Linked DNA regions of Mus musculus: region 2 is linked to region 1. The links are chromatin loops, found by intact Hi-C in ENCODE. Cell type or tissue: heart. All regions are shown on one strand.

The links. Hi-C counts contacts between places; a loop is a spot of excess contacts. Peaks named below come from ENCODE experiments on the same cell type or tissue, not always from the same donor. Only the 100,000 strongest peaks of a DNase experiment are listed, where the experiment ranks them.
Region 2: a loop joins it to region 1, with 8 times the contacts of the local background. A loop is called at or near these places in 11 of 42 quality-filtered maps.

What each region holds. Positions count from the first base shown.
Region 1 is chr6:145,355,866-145,363,865 of GRCm38, forward strand. No RefSeq gene overlaps it. Among named protein-coding and RNA genes, the nearest start is that of Gm38926, 11 kb to the left of the region's middle. In heart, a CTCF peak has its summit at 4,371 (motif pointing right); no DNase peak of the experiment used is centred here; H3K27ac peaks cover 1,042 bases; H3K27me3 peaks cover 960 bases.
Region 2 is chr6:145,820,830-145,828,829 of GRCm38, forward strand. Rassf8 (Ras association (RalGDS/AF-6) domain family (N-terminal) member 8) reads left to right here. Exons shown (of 5, transcript NM_027760.3): 5 at 1-250. Among named protein-coding and RNA genes, the nearest start is that of Gm38927, 18 kb to the right of the region's middle. In heart, a CTCF peak has its summit at 3,203 (motif pointing left); no DNase peak of the experiment used is centred here; H3K27ac peaks cover 609 bases.

The DNA of each region.
Region 1 (8,000 bases):
ATTTGAGTTCTAGAAAGTAAAGGTAGTGATGGCAAACAGTATATTGTTACATTTTTCTATTCAAAGTGTTTATTAATTTTTAAGTTGTGTGTGTGTGTGTGTGTGTTTGTGCACCCGATGTGAGCAGTAGCCTGCAGATGCCAGCAGGGGGAACCAAAGCACCAGGAACTGAAGTTACAGCACCTGGGTGCTGGGAACTGAACCTGGTTCGTCCGCAGGAGTGGTCAGTGTTCTGAACGGCTGGGCCTACTTTCCAGCTTCTCATCCTACTTTTCATAGTAAATAAAGTGTTTGTGAGAAGAAATGCAGCTTTAAAATTTTGTTTTGAGATAAAAATTTTGTGTGTATGAAAGAGTGTCTTGCTTAAAAGCACGTGTATACTGAAGTCGTGGTTGTAGGATCCGTGGAACTGGAGTTACAGACGGTTGTGAGCTGCTCTGTGAATGCTGGGGACCAAATCTGAGTGCTCTGGAAGAGCAGCTAGCTCCTAACCACTGCACCATCTCTCCAGACCCTGGAAACCCAGCTTTCACATTGCCATAAGAATCTTTCCTACGATTCTCAGTAACAGCATATGGATACAGGAAAGAGCTGATGTGTGTCTTACTCAGGGTTTCTCTTCCTGCACAAACATCATGACCAAGAAGCAAGTTGAGGAGGAAAGGGTTTGTTCAGCTTACATTTCCACACTGCTGTTCATCACTGAAGGAAGTCAGGACTGGAACTCAAGCAGGTCAGGAAGGCGGGAGCTGATGCAGAGGTCATGGAGAGATGTTACTTACTGGCTTGCTTCCCCTGGCTTGCTCAGCTTGCTTTCTTATAGAACCCAAGACTACCAGTGCCGCAGACCCTCTGGGTCCCTTTGTCTGCGTGGATGGGTCTCTGGGTGCAGATGGGCAAGGAGTCGGCGGGAATGACAGACAGATGCACACAGGAGATTGTGTAGAATCTGAATGTATTTTGTCAGGTCGAGCATCAAACTTTTTATACAGCAGAATAGCAAGAAGCCAGATGAGATACAACCCACCAAGTCACAGTGACACAATACAAAAGGAATGTATACATCAAAAGATGGCGGGGACCCTAACCCTGCCACTAAGAAGGGAGCCAGGTGGAAAGCTAGTCTATTGTTAAGCCCACCACCAGGGGTTCTACTTTAGCAGACATTCTCATGAATACTGCAATACCACAACCTCCTCCCCCTATTTCCTGGGCCCTGATAATTTCTAGTAGGAGTGTAACTTTTAAGTATCTGTGGAGAATCTCCATTTGTTAGAAGAATTCACCAACTTGCTTCTAATATGCAATGTAGCCTGTACTGAAGATTTCTATCTCATGCCAGCTCAGAGATGGCACCGCCCACAATGAGCCCTCCCACCCTTGATCACTAATTGAGAAAATGCCCACAGCTGGATCTCATGGCGGCATTTCAGCTCCTTTCTCTGTGACAACTGCAGCTTGTGTCACGTTGATACACAAAACAAGCCAGTACAATGTTCTTAACTCTAATTTTTATAGCGTCAGAAATTATAAGTCTAAAACGGTGAGACGGCTCAGCTGATAAAGATGCCTGCTATCAGGCTTGATGGACTGAGTTCAACACCTGTGACCCACTGGGTGGAAGGAGAGAAAAGACTCCCAAGTTGACCTCTGACCTCCACCTGGGTGCCACGGGCACACATGTGACCCACCTTTCTCAGTAAATATAATGAAAAAAATATTTTTAAACATACAACCACACAAGCACATACACAGCCGTGCGTGGTTCAGAACACAGGCCCACCACTGTTTATGAAGCAGACTACCTATTTTTAAGAATATTTTTGGACACCATGCTATACGATAGCAAAAGTCTGGTCTGCATTTCTTCTGGCAGCTTGCCTTCTTCTGGGGGAGGCATATTTGGAAATGGATTCTGGTTTTTGATTCTTACATTTTGAGAGTAGTCCTGGTATTAAGGAAATAATATGGCTATTTCCCATTTCTGCCATATCATCAGGGTGTTTGGTGGAAGTCTCTGTCATATTTTCCAGTCTGTCTGGGAGCATACAATATTCACAATTCATTTTGTTGAAGAGGAGATTCTGTTTAATGCCAATAAATATGCATGACTGTTTGGAGAGAGGAGTGTCAAGATGTGAGAGCAGATAGAACTCTGGAGACAATTCAGGACGGTGGCATGTGGGTGCCATGTCCCCGACCTCATCTACACACATGTCAAGGCTGAGAAGGAGCCTGGACGCCGTCTCTTTGAAAATCCATCACCGCAACATTTTCAAAGGCAGATTAGAAACAGATGGAAAAAACAGTTTATTTTATTTGGAAAATCGGATTCCCTTCTGGGAGACCTAGGGCAACAAACATCAGGATCTGGCTCTGCTCACATTTCCTGGCTCACTCTGAGACTGGAATATACGGTTAAGGATGGTTCAAGAAAATATGTGTGTGTGTGTGTAAAGAGAGAGAGACAGACAGGCCGACAGAGACAGACACACACAGACAGCAACAGAGAGACAGACAGGCACACGCACACATACACACACACACACACACAAACACACACACACACACAAACACACACACACACAGAGAGACAGAGAGAGAGAGAGAGAGACAGACAGACAGAGAGAAAGAGACAGACAGACAGACTGACAGAGACAGACAGCGACAGAGAGACAGACAGGCACACACATACATACACACACACACACACACACACAGAGACAGAGCGAGAGACAGACAGACAGACAGACCGACAGAGACAGACAGACAGCGACAGAGAGACAGACAGGCACACACACACACACACAGAGAGAGAGAGAGAGAGAGAGAGAGAGGGAGAGAGAGAGGGAGAGAGAGAGAGAGAACCACCTGGAGTCAGAAGGCATGGGATTCTCTGGATTAGGAGTTACAGGCAGTTGTGAGCCACACAAAGTTGGTGCCAGGAACCAAACTCAGGTCCCCTGGAAGAGCAGCGACCAGTCTTAATGGCGGAACCATCTTTTCAGCCCTAGACCTTTTCTGATCTGGTCACACCATGGTGAGCAAACAAGAAACATGATTCTTGTGTCCCTCTAATCAGGACTTTGGGCTGTAGCTAATGCCTTCCGTGGTTTAGACCTAACTTAGGATCTTGTGATTCATTTAACTGTCATGTCTCTCGAGTCTCCCCTCCTGTGGTTCAACTCTAGCCTTCCTTTCTCTTTGATGACCTTGGCATTTTGGAAAGGACAAGCCAATTATTTTGCAGACTCTCTTTCACTTCGTGTCAGAAGTTTCCTCATGGTTAGATTCAGTTTATGTGTTTTGGCAAAAATGCCTCATAAAGAATGCGTTCTTCTTAGGGTATCGGTCTAGAATGTGAGTGGAACCTGTCTGTCCAAGCACTAAGGACATTCTCTTTGATTGCTAGACGGTGTGTTGCTTAATAACTTTTGCTCCTATAAAGTACAATTTTCAGGAGTTTCTTTAGGGCCAGGGCTTGAAGATGATTCTAGACCAAGGATGTCCCCCTGTAGTGAAAGAGTGTCCAATTCTGTCCAACATGACAGCCAGTGAGTGACACGTTTTGGGCACTTATGACAAAGGGTGCTATTGAAGACATCAAAGGGGGTACAGTCGGAATGTCAGAATGCTCATAAAACAGCCTGTATGTACCAACATCTCCTAAAACAGACAAGTACTGTGCTTTGGATCTTTGGACCAGGGGCTTAGGGCAGAGAACCATGTTCAGAGCTGAAGCCTCAGAGCTCATGGCCCAGCGGTTGCCTGGCGTTAGAGTGGCGCCCGGGAAGCCACCTCCCATCTTTATTTCAGAAGTAGCTGCTCTAGAAGCTCTAGGCAGAGCCAGGGTTAGCGCGACTTCATTCTGTAACCCGGGCTGTAGCCTGTTGTGATGACTGCTTTTTGCGGGGGTGGGGGTCGGGGGAGGGGAGCGTCTGAATCATTCTAAGAAAATGGGGCTTGGTTTGTTCGATGAGTTGGGGCCAGGTGAGATCCTGCAAGAACACTGTGTTGTTCTTGGAAGTGATTAAGGTTGAAGCACAAGTTCGGGGAGAACGATTGTATCCCTCATAAAAGTGGATTCTGTTCGTTTTAAGGTACACAATAGAAGCTGTGGCCCAGACTCGCCCCAAAGGCAGCCTCGAGGGCATTTACACGCACAGATGGGCATGCACTCAGGAGAGCCACTAAGGAAAGCTGACGTTGAAACGCCCACGTCTTAAGCTATCTGCTGTGAACCTCTGCAAAGATTCATTTTTTTTCTTGCCAAATATAGCATTCAGTTACCAAGTGGAATTGTAAAAGTTTACGTTTTCATGAAAATTCCGGTAATGTTTTTTCCCTCCTCCACCAACGTCTTCTCAGTTCACCACTAGAGGGCACTGTTGGCAGTGAGATCAACAGGAAGGAAGCAGAAAATTGTCTAGTGTTTCTTTGTTGTGTGTGTTTTAAATAACTTTAAATTACTTCCTTTCCGTCAGTAAATAAAAACGGAAATTTAAAAGCTACTCTACTTACAGTTTATATGGACTTGTGTTTCCACTCACCTCAGATACATACAAACCTTGAGTGTACTCCATTAACAAAATAAATAAATCATTGTAAAATGTAGTTCCAATTTCTCCCAAATGCTTCCTTTCCCCAGGCACCTCGCACACTCCTGTACATCCTGTTTGGAATGTTTCCCGCACTTGGAAACGCCTTAGTTGGTTTTTTTTTTTTGTTTGTTTGTTTGTTTTGTTTTGTTTTGTTTTAATTTCTGAGCCGGTTAAACAATTTTACTTTCCCAATCACACTTTCCTGTCATTTGCTTCCAGACCCCAGAGCAGCGAGGGATCTTTCTGGTATCTAGCTTAAGCTATTTATTTCCCGTGTACCATATATACATATTCTGCACGCACACACATGCACAGGAAAGCACATTCCATGTCTCCATTTAGAGGTTACAGAGGTGGCAAGCGTGTCTGCATTCTGAGGGCGCATCCAAAGCTGCTGTCTAGCCATAAGCTTCATGCTTTTGAGGAAAACCTCAACGATGACTCCAGGGGCAATCTCTGCCTCCTTTCAGTGAATGCTGGGCCGTGTCACCATCCTTCAGGCTCACACATTAGCCCCGTAGCAGGCTCTAACACAGGCTCACACAGGTTCTGCTTGGATTTAGTTCTAGGAATTGGCCTGAGGACTGGAGGGAGACTGCTGGTTGGTCTATCGGCCACAGGTAGGGAACGACTTCTGTAGAATCTTCCAGAACAGTGGAAGTGCTGGTGCTTACTAGATTTCCTACGTTACTTTCTGTTACTGCGATAGCACCCTGACTAAGTCAACCTGAGGCTGGAGCTGAAGCGGAGGCCATGCAGGAGCGCTGCCACTGGCTGCTCACTGGCTCACATTCAGCTACCTTTCTGACCTGGATGGACTGCCTGCCTAGAGATGGTGCCGCCCACAGTGGGCGGGGCCTTCCTCCAACAACTAGCAATCAAGAAAATGCCCTGCAAACACTCCCACAGGCCAATCTGATGGAGGCGATTTCTCAACTGAAGCTCCCTTCCCCCAGCCTCTCTAAGTTTGTGTCAGGTTGGCAGGTGAAGCTATGACATTAGGTAGGGACACAGAAGCCACAGGAAACTGCAGAGTCAGCATCCATCCAGGCCCCCTCCCCCAATCAGGGCTGTCATTGTCCCTCACACTTGCTCTGCAGCAAACTCACATGGCCCTGGAGTTCTGAGTCCCTTAGATCTCGTGCCCGACTCACAACTCCTCTCGCTGCCTTTCCACTACAGGCAAAATGAGCGCCCTGTGAGTGAGCAGTGGTGTCGTCTGGAACTCCAGCTTTGCAATACACCGCAACAACAGCTCACCACTCACGGTGGTTCAGGGCAAAACTTAGCAGCGGCTGCTTCTGCTACCCCAGGGCATCTTTTCCTGTATGCCCGGATTGCCATCTCTGCCACCACAATCTCCTCCAGTGGATTACTTTCTCAAGTTGCTACTGGACCTGCAACTGTAAAGTCCAAGTTGCCAAGGCCTTCCAGGACTTAGCTGCAGCCTATCTAGTAACCAGGATGCCATTAGCTTCCCCTACACGATGGCACTGGAGCCAATCCCAAGTCTCCACGAGGCTGTGTGTTCCTCCAACCACCTGTTAGCCAGATCCCTCCTCTCAGCTGAGGATGGCAAGATGGCATTAAATAGGCTAATATTTGTATGAGAGTAAGCCATCACTGTAAGAAACGAGGGTCAATGAATATTTTGGGCCAAAGGTAAAACTGTTTTAAACATCACGGACCACGTGTGTACCGCCCACCCAGCATTTAAAAACTCAAAGTGAAGCTGAGTTCATGCGGTCGGCCGCAGACTAGATTTCGTTCCTGTGAGCTTTAGTTTGTCAGCCTTTGAATGAGAGGTAAGAGGGGAGATCTGTGGGAGGCTGGAAAAAGCTCCAGAGTCCACCCGGGCTTGAATACACGAGGGACAGAGCGAGGGAAGTTTCTGGAAGCATGCTTGATCATCTGTGAAGGCCTGAGGAAGGCTGTCAGGGAGTGCTCGAGCCCAGACCAGCTGTCGTTTTGACAGCTCTGGAGAACAGGATTGTGATCCTTTCGAATAAATACGTGTCCACCTTCCTTCATCAGAGCAGGGCTTCGAATGTTTTCTGTTCATGACCCTTTCTTGTCTGAGAAACTTTTGCTACCCTGTGTGTATAAGCAGATGTAACAGGTACGTAAGTCAAATGTTTACTTAGGGTAAAAGCCTTCAGGTTTCGGAAACAATTCTTTGATACATACGTGATTTTACTGTTCATTACAGACAGAACCGTTTGCACATCACTGGATGTGTGTGTTGGTTTAATTCAATGTGGTTTGATACGCGCTGCGGTAGGAAGCATGGGAAGTCTTTTTTTTCCCCATAATTAGACTATTGTGCTTCCATAAGAGAAAGCTTCGAATAGACCGTCAAACACAACGGTTTGTAACATATAATAGTTTTAAATCTGAGGTGTGTCCTTGGTGAAGCGTTCGTTAGCCGTGTGGTGTGCAGCACAAAGTGTAACTGTTGTATGTTATCGACTGAGAAGTCCTGGTTCTGTGAAGGCTGAGCAGCCAAGTCTCAATGACTGTGGGGAAGTTGGAATGTTGTAGGTCCAGAACCTAATTACCTTGATCTTAGGTGACCTTTAGCCTACTAAGTAGCCATTTACCCCACACCACCCTAATGTCCTGATTACACACAGATAAAACCCTTCTGGAATGTGTTCACTTAGCAAACTCCCAATTTTCTTCCAATGAAATTGCACAGGGTCATCAGAGAGCAGCCGAGACTTCTCTGCTTCTCCGTGACCGCCTATGTAATGTTTTTGAAGTATCTTTGTCGAGTTACTATAAAAACTTCATGAAATTCCTTTTGCATCGGAACACTGGATTTGGGGGTTACCTAAATCCATGTTTCCAGGCCATGGTCACCCATATTTGGCTCCAGAATAAACTACCTCTTATTCTCTTTGATGTGAGAGTTGGTGTGGACAGTGCCATGACTGTAATGAAGTTTCTCCATACAGCACAGGTGAGTTTCGTCAGAAACCCCCCTAGATCTGTTCCATGTTGGATTGCGAGTTAATGTCCACTAGTGTCCAAACCTTTCTCTGCTGCTGACATTTCTTCAACTCAGTCCCATGTGGAGTCAGGGCCTGCAGCTCGAGGACAGGGCTTAGAGGCCAGCTGTCCTTGGGGACATTCATATCCACTTTCTATGTGTTGCAATTAAAAAATATTCTCCTAGGACTTATATACAGCAAGTTAATCATTCTCTATTAAAAATGTCCATTTTAGGTTCTGGGTTCTTTTGGGACCAGTGAAGCTAGATATATTTATATCCAGAGCACAGATCTATCTGATGGAACGCTGCCACCGTCTCAAAGTGTCCCACCCGACTCTGCACATAATCAGTTTCAAACCTGTCTGTAACTTCACTTCCTCCTTCAGACAAATATGCCTGTAACT
Region 2 (8,000 bases), 460 kb after region 1:
GAAGGATTTGAGCTGCTGCAGCTTTAGACAGAAAATGTCCACATTTGCTGATTGTGGGCCATAAATATGCTTTTAGTACTGCTTTGCTGATGTATAAATAAGAAATCTGTAATATGTACTATATGTAATTATTTTCTTTTGACTTTATTTCAAAATGTATATTTTCTGATTATTATCATGAGCTATAAAGCAAAAAGATCAATATCTGATATTCTCCCAAATAATAAATTTTCAAGATTCATTGGAGCAATACAATTGTTGCTTGCTTTCTTATATACTTAATACTTAAAGATATAATATTGTTTCCTTTGAAAGATGCCAAAGAAAGTAGGTCTATGTATCAGTGATTAAAAAAAAAAAAAAAAAAAAAACAAAAGACCTTTCTCTGAACATACTGTTAACCCTCAGAATGGTCTCTTACACAGAGGTACAGCTAGGCCGGGGGTGCTCAGCAGGTGAGTAAGAACTTGGCACACAAGCACCAGTCCTGGGTCCATGTCCTCAGCATCCCTGTGTAACATGTCACACCACTAGCATCAATACTGGCGAATCAAAGACACGTGGACGGCTTGGGCTCATTGACCGGCCGGCCGAGCCGAAACAAGTTCAGTGGGGATGGAGGGCCATTGAGACCAGTACCTACAGTTGACCTCTGGCCTCCGAACATGATGTGCAAATGTGCTGGGGCTTGCAGAAGACAGCATCTGCATCTTGCCACCTCTGATGTGCAAGTGGATCCATGTTTGCAGGAGTGTTTTTAAGTAGAGCTAAGGCTAGGTTAAGAAAATACACATGAGTAACATCATGCTATAAACGTAAAGAGGAAATGAGGAGACTTACTCAGTTCTGACTCCTAGTTGGAAGCTTTAGACTTTTAATGATCCACCCTGCCCTCGCTAAAGCATGTGTTAATGGCTGAACAAAACAGTGTCCTCTTTTACATAGTTCCTCCCTGGCCACTTACATTCTTCATGTGGGGTGACATAGGAGATGCCAGTGGGGTATGTATGTAGTAAGCCCTACTTATGGCCATACTGGGCTGAACTTGACATGGGTCCCCCACTTCAAGGATTTTACCCTCTCATGAGGAAGGTGAACCTCACTACCACATGTTAAGCTCAGTTAAATGAGCAAGGGTTCCAGTGTCATGGGACGGTGGCCAGAAGGGCTTCCCCATCAGCCCAAGCATCAGGACCCTGGAGCAGGAGATAGGAATCAGAATGGCATCTGGCACTGTCTAGGAGCTAGAACTATGAAGGACTGAATAGCTGTGATTAGATAGTATAAGCAGGAGGGAACAGAGAGTGGGCAGACATCATGGTTATGAAGGCCTTGGTTGTCATGGTTATGAAAGCCTTGGTTGCCCTGTAAGGAGCTGGGGAATGGACCCACAGGTTCTCCTGTTTGGACATTTGGTCCTGTTTTAGAAAGTGATAGAACCTTAGGGACAGGGGCCTAGCTGGGAGAAGTGGGCCAGAGGGAGATGGGCCAGGAGGGTATATAGTGCAGCCCACTTCCGACTGGCTTCTTGCTTCCTGGTCCGCTGGATTCATGCAGTCAGCTGCTGCACACGGCCATAGAACCACTGACCTCCCCACTGTGAAAAGCTGCATAAGCAATTTCCTGATTGAGTCACTGAGGAGTCATGTGGTAAGGTACCATGTTAGAAGCGCAGAAGAGACAGCCAAAGGTGAGGGGCTGAGGGGGCAGGCAGCTGTGGGGGCTTAGGCATTAAAAAGTCCACACAGGACGCCAACAGCTACCAGGAAATAAGGACTCAACAGGATAAGAGAGCTCAATGGAGCAGCTTCCTGAGCAAGCACTCATGGGAACCTCTCTGATGTGAGTGGGCTGTGGAATACTGTAGCATCTTCTTGAGAATATTTTAGGGTGGCAAGGTTGCACGTAAGGGCACTTGTTACTAAGTGAAATAAGACAGCCTTTTAAAATATATTTATATATTTATTTTTATAGATTATATATTTTTATTTATATAATATATATTTGTGTATTTTATATAATGTATATTTGATATATATTTAATTTTATGTGTATGAATTTTGTGCCTGCATGTATGTATATACACCATGTGTGTGCCTGATGCCAACAGAGGCTAGAGAGGAACATGTGTTAGATCCCCTGGAACTGGAGTTACAGGTGGTTTTAAGTTGCCAGGTGAACAGGGAGGGCTTCATGTTGCTTTTCTCGTCCCTGTTTTGGGCACGGGTACATATATGTGCCTTGGAGAGAGATAAGTTGTATTAAAAGACAGATCTGTGGGTGCGTCCTGTCCTCTGCAAAAGAGAAAGTGAGTCCTCGCCCATGTCAGATCACGTGGACTCATGAGACCACAGGTTGCACATTCTCACACATTCCGCACTGCACTCCATGTGGCCTGGCCCCTTCTTCAGTCTCCTGGCAACAGCACAGTGGTGGGGATGTAAGGAGAGGCCTGCCAGCAGCGGACTGAGGCCTGGCCCCTTCTCACCCACACCCCTCCCACTCTGACGCTTTGTCATCTCATTGGTGCAAGCAATCTGCCTATCCACAGAAGGTCCTGCTTGGCCTATGACCCTGTGGCCTTGCCTCACAGCCAGGGTCAGGAATCAGCATATTCAAAGATCTGATCTCTGCCTTTTCCTGCTTGCATATCTGACATGAATGTTAGACACAGACACTCAAGTTGGAGGTGGGTGAGTTTTTATTTCTCAATAGACTCACTTCAGAATTCACTCCCATTCCTAAGTTGGACTTCCATCTTTGGCACAGATACATGGGAAACACAATCTAATGAAAAGTAAGATTAAATACTCTTGTCCAAATAAAAGTCTAAGGTCATCTTCTCTGCCTCCTAAGAGCACCAATGCAAACTGCCAGACGGTAGTTTAGCCTGTGGTGACTCTCCATGTTTGCTGTTTGCCACAACTATGTGCATGCCTGATAGCCTCTCTCCTCAGCCTCTGTCAACCCTGTCAGGAAGCTCCTGACTGCTGTCTCACAGAGATTGCATATACGAAGAGCTGGGACTTGCCTGCATGGAGCTTGCAGGGAAAGACTGAGTCCGTGTGTCGTTTCCCCCACCCCCCACCCCCAGCCTGGATCTTCAACTTCCACAAGTCTCCAGTATGTTCACAGAGGCTCCTTCCCAGGACTTCCCACTACAGGGCAGCAAGGTTTCACTGCCTAGTCATCTGGTGCCCTCTACAGGAAGACACTTTGTTGGCTATGTTTCAACCTAAATGTCCCCAGGATTGTCTTTATGGGTCCAATGCTTCATCCTGTGGCTCTGTGAAGATTAGCTGTACTTGTAACCATCCTGGAAGGGCTGAAGATAGTCTAAGGACATGTCTGTGCTCCTTGCTTGGCTACTGGACTATTGAAGAAGTGGAAGAAATCGGAACTCCTCTCACCCCCAGAAATCTCAAGCTGGGAGAAAAGAATCCCTTAGAGCCCGGGCCAGCCAGCGGGGAAACTTTTCTTCTGAGAAAAAATTCACAGTTGTGTAGACCACCTTACAGAAAGGAGAACAAAGAGTCAGAGGCAGCTGCGCCACCCCTGGACCAGAGCTGCCTGTGTGTGCACAGCCTGCTACTGTATTTAAAACTTAACCTGAAATCAAGACCCTGGGGCTGCTAAAACCCTCTTCCCAGTGTGGTATATCAAGTGCACTCCCTTTTTCTGTTTCTCACAATTAGTCTGCCTGTCTTGATTGCTCACTCAAGACTAATAGCTGAACCTGGTTTGTCCTGACCTGACAGAGGCCAACTCCCTGAGTCCAAAGCATGATCATCCACAGATCCCATCATCCTAAAGTCTAACATGGCTTCATGCTCTAAATTTCACTTAAAAGTCTTTTCTTTTTAATTTATATATAAGAATCATATTGGGAGAAGTTCTGCTATGGGTGTAAGTATTCTAATTTTAATTTACATATCTTCAAAAACTCTTTCTGTATCCAATGTGTAGCCTTCTTGCTTTTTCTTTACCTGTATTGCAAGTTTTTATTTTTACTTAGTTCCCTTGAGAGAAACATTGGACCTGGAGCTCCACAGGACCTATCTATGCACGCATGTTCACAAACACATGTACATAAACAAGGGCTCTCAAACGTGCACACACACACACAAATAGAGCTGGGGTACAAACACCACCAGGCTCTAGGATGACTTCTGCTGTTGGCAGAGCCTTGAATGGTCAGCTGCTCCCCAGGGCTTTTTGCATAGGCATTTAGTTCCGATTCTCCCAGGTCTGAAAATGAGTCCCATTCTGAATATTCCCAAGGCACCCATCCCTACTGATATGTATTGTTGTTTTAAAGGTGTGTAGTTAGCTTAGCTTCCTGCTTCAGTATCATGCTCTCTGGTCCCATCTGTGACTCCATGGTACTTGCTACATCTTTACAGAGATCAGTTACTGTATACACAGACCTTCCATGAAAGACAGTATTTTGATCACATTTTAAAACACACAAACCCCCTGTTCTCTCCTCCTCATTCTTGATTTCTCTTAAAACTTGCCCAATCAACATGCCCTACACAGGAAGATGGTCTCTGGCCATGCCATCTTGTGACTGTAAAATGTCCCCTCTAGGCTCCTGTAGTTCAGTAAGGGGTTCCCTGGCTGGTGGAACTGCTTTGGAAGGCTGCAGAGATTTAGGGGGTGGAGCTTCACAGTAGGAAGTGGAGCGCTAGAAGAGAGCCATTAGGTTTTATACCTGGTTCTATTTCCTGTCCATTCTTTGCTTCTTGCTTGGGGTGCCACGTGACCAGTACCTCATACTCCTTCCCTACATGTGGGTCTCCCACTTTGATGAGCTGTATCCCTGACAACTGTAAACTAAAATAAGCTTTTCCTTCCTTAAGTTGCTGGATAAACTGATGTCATCTGTAAGCTGTGGCTTCTGTAGTATCCACTTGGCTAATAAGCTTACTTCTCAGATTGCTGCCAGGATGTCCTCTCCTGTGAAATATGATACATGCACGTGCAGAGAGCAATGACGTCACTGCAAAGTCCCATCATTTCTAACTCCTGTAGGTCTGGTATGGAATTACACTTTTACCGTAATCTTTTGATTGTGGAGAAACAGTGTTGTTATTTCTTCCTAAAGACCAATATGTCTGTCGCAAACCCCACCAAAGCTTCCGTGGTAAAGAGACTTCCACAGTATGACAGCTCCCTCTGTAAGAAAGTCACACATAGGCAGCCATATCTAATGGCCAGTAGTCAAGAACATATAGGGGTAAAATAAAAACTCCCTTTATTAAACAGGGTCACAGCATAAGACCTACTGGTGATGGTGAAGGGCTATTCATCGGTGGAGCTTGGGGAATTGAGGCAGGAGGATTATACATTGAAGGCCTGTCTAAGCTAAGAATGAGTTCAGAGACACCCTGAGAAACTTGGTGAAACCTTCAGAAAGAAAAAAGGGAGACTGGGATTTTAGCTCAGTGGTAGAACTTTTGCTGGAATACATGAGGCCTTGGAGTCAATCCCCAGTGTTAACAAAAAAAAAAAAAAAAAAAAAAAAAGTAGAGAGACTGCGTGGGCATGGTAGTACCTACCTAAAACCACAGCATGAAGGGGTCTAAGAGAAGGATCAAGAGTTTGAAGCCACATTGGGCTGCATGAGACCTTGGTCCAGGGTCCACAGACCCAGCTGAAGCTGAAGCTGACTCCTGGATGACTGTGAGGTTTGTTGTTAATTTTCAACAACAGTGGAATAAGCAAAACCAGAAGAATTCGTCACCTGAGACCGGCAGCACAAGAAATTCTTCAGATGGGAAGAGACACCACCTGGAAATACAGACCCACCTAAAAGAATAAAGCGCTCCAGAAATGCAAACTGCCCAGACCTAGAGTTCAGTAACAGACCAGGGCACTGAATGAGGATGGAATCAGGGACTGATCACCAGAGGCAAACAGCAGCCAGCCTACACTACGGAGGAGGGCAGTCCCTGGAGGATGCATTTATGAAGCATGGACAAAGAAACAGACCCAACGTAATGGTGAACAGAAAATAAATGAAAGCTAAATAGCTATGTGATTGATAGATGGAGACAGAAGAAGAGTATAGATGGTAAATAGAAGAGAGAATATAGATCCTAAGTAGATAAACAGATGGATAGATGATTGATCAATAGACACGATTGAAGATACACAATAGATGGTAGATGGTAGACATAAGCTAGAAGCTAATTAGAAGATGACAGATAAGATAGAAAATTGAAGACATAGATTACAAATGACTGGTCAATAGATCACTGATAGAGCATTGACGATTGACATATTTATAAATATTATAGATTAATATATATATATGTATTAACAAACGATAGGTAGTCACTAGATGGGCAATCAGTAGATAGATGATGGACAAGTGGACAGACAGATTTCTCTGGGACAAAGACCTAGAAAAAGGAACTGCTTCGCGTGATTTTGGATGCTGAGAAACTTCACAACCTACCAAGAGAAGCTGAGGCCCCAGGAAGTATAAATCCAGTATCTAAGAGCCAAGAGTAGTCACTGTGAGGCCTGTGTGAGAGATAGGAGACAGTGTTTCTGGATCCTAAGAGTGTCCCCCCGGCTCACATGTAGACAGGTGCAGGTAGTCAGAGGTGGGGCCTCTGGGGTTGACTGACTGTGGGGCTGACAAATCCATATATGAATGGGCTACTGGGAGGCTTTGGAAACTTTAGAAGGTGGGAGAAAGTAGGTGGCTGGAGGCATAGATTGATGAGGTGTATTTTGCCACCATCTCTTCCCCTTGTTACCATGAGAACAGCCTGATGTTATGCTGTTCAGTCTTGACGCTGGCCTATAAGCAAGCACAAACTGAAACTGCAGGAGCTGTGAGTCAGACATGAAACCTTTCCTTGCAAGTTGTTTCTCTCGGGAAGTTTGTTGTCATGATAGAAAACCAATGTTCAGGGCCAAGCAGTTAGGCAAAGTAGAATTCCCCCTAACTCTTCCTGTTTCTGTTCAGACATTCAAAATATTAAATGGCGGCCATCTGCGATGGAGAGAACCACCAACCCAAATGCTACAACCGGGAGGGCTCTCCCAGACACACTTGGAGAAGCCGGTTGCCCGTGAGCCAGTCAAGATGACTAAACTGCACAGGGAAGGGAAACAGAGCAGGGAGAGAGTGATTTCCGAGTGAATGAGCTGATGGCAATCAGCGTCATTTATCAAGAACCAACTAAATGAGCCTCAGCCTTTGGAGACGACACGGGAAGCCAAGATGGGACTTTTACAAACAAACAAAACAATCAAATTGTGCCTGTTGTGTGGCTAATCTCGGTTGTCAGTTTGATGAGCTCTAGACTCCTCTGTGAGACGAACCTCTGGGTGGGTTTGAGGAGGCTATCTTGATTCTACTACAAAGTACTAAAAGATCTGCCCACCAATGGCGCCATTCCCTCCATTCGAGTCTCAGACTGAATACAAAGAAGAAAGGCAGCTGAGCCCAGACACCCACCATTCTGCTTCCTGATTGCTGCACTGTGACCAGCCACCTCAAGCTCCGGATGGACTGCACCCTGGAACTGTGAGACAAGACAAACCCTTCCAAAGCTGCTTTCCTTGGGACAGCAGATGACTCGGTTCTTGTTTTCTGTATGTTACTTGTATTGTATGTACTGTATGTTACTGTATGGTACCAAACTCAGTGGGAAGGAGACAGCTCCACCCCACACCCTCAGCCCTGCTCCCTGCGTTCACAGCAATCCTCAGGGCTCTATCCACTGCACACATGCGTGCCCAGTGAGTCTTTGATAAAATTAGCTACAGTTTTTCCATGAATATCCTCCTTGCTCATATAGGGTACGTGGAGTTATGCTTGCTAGGAAGTTAAGCTGAACAAACCCTGGAGCTTTTCTCTTCTCGATAACCAGTGAACTTTGACGGTGACCTCCCATTTGCCTCAGTGTGTCTGAGCTAAAGAGTCTTTTGGGCTTCTATGTAGTAGGGGACTCTGCAGTAAAATGCGGGCATGGTGGTGT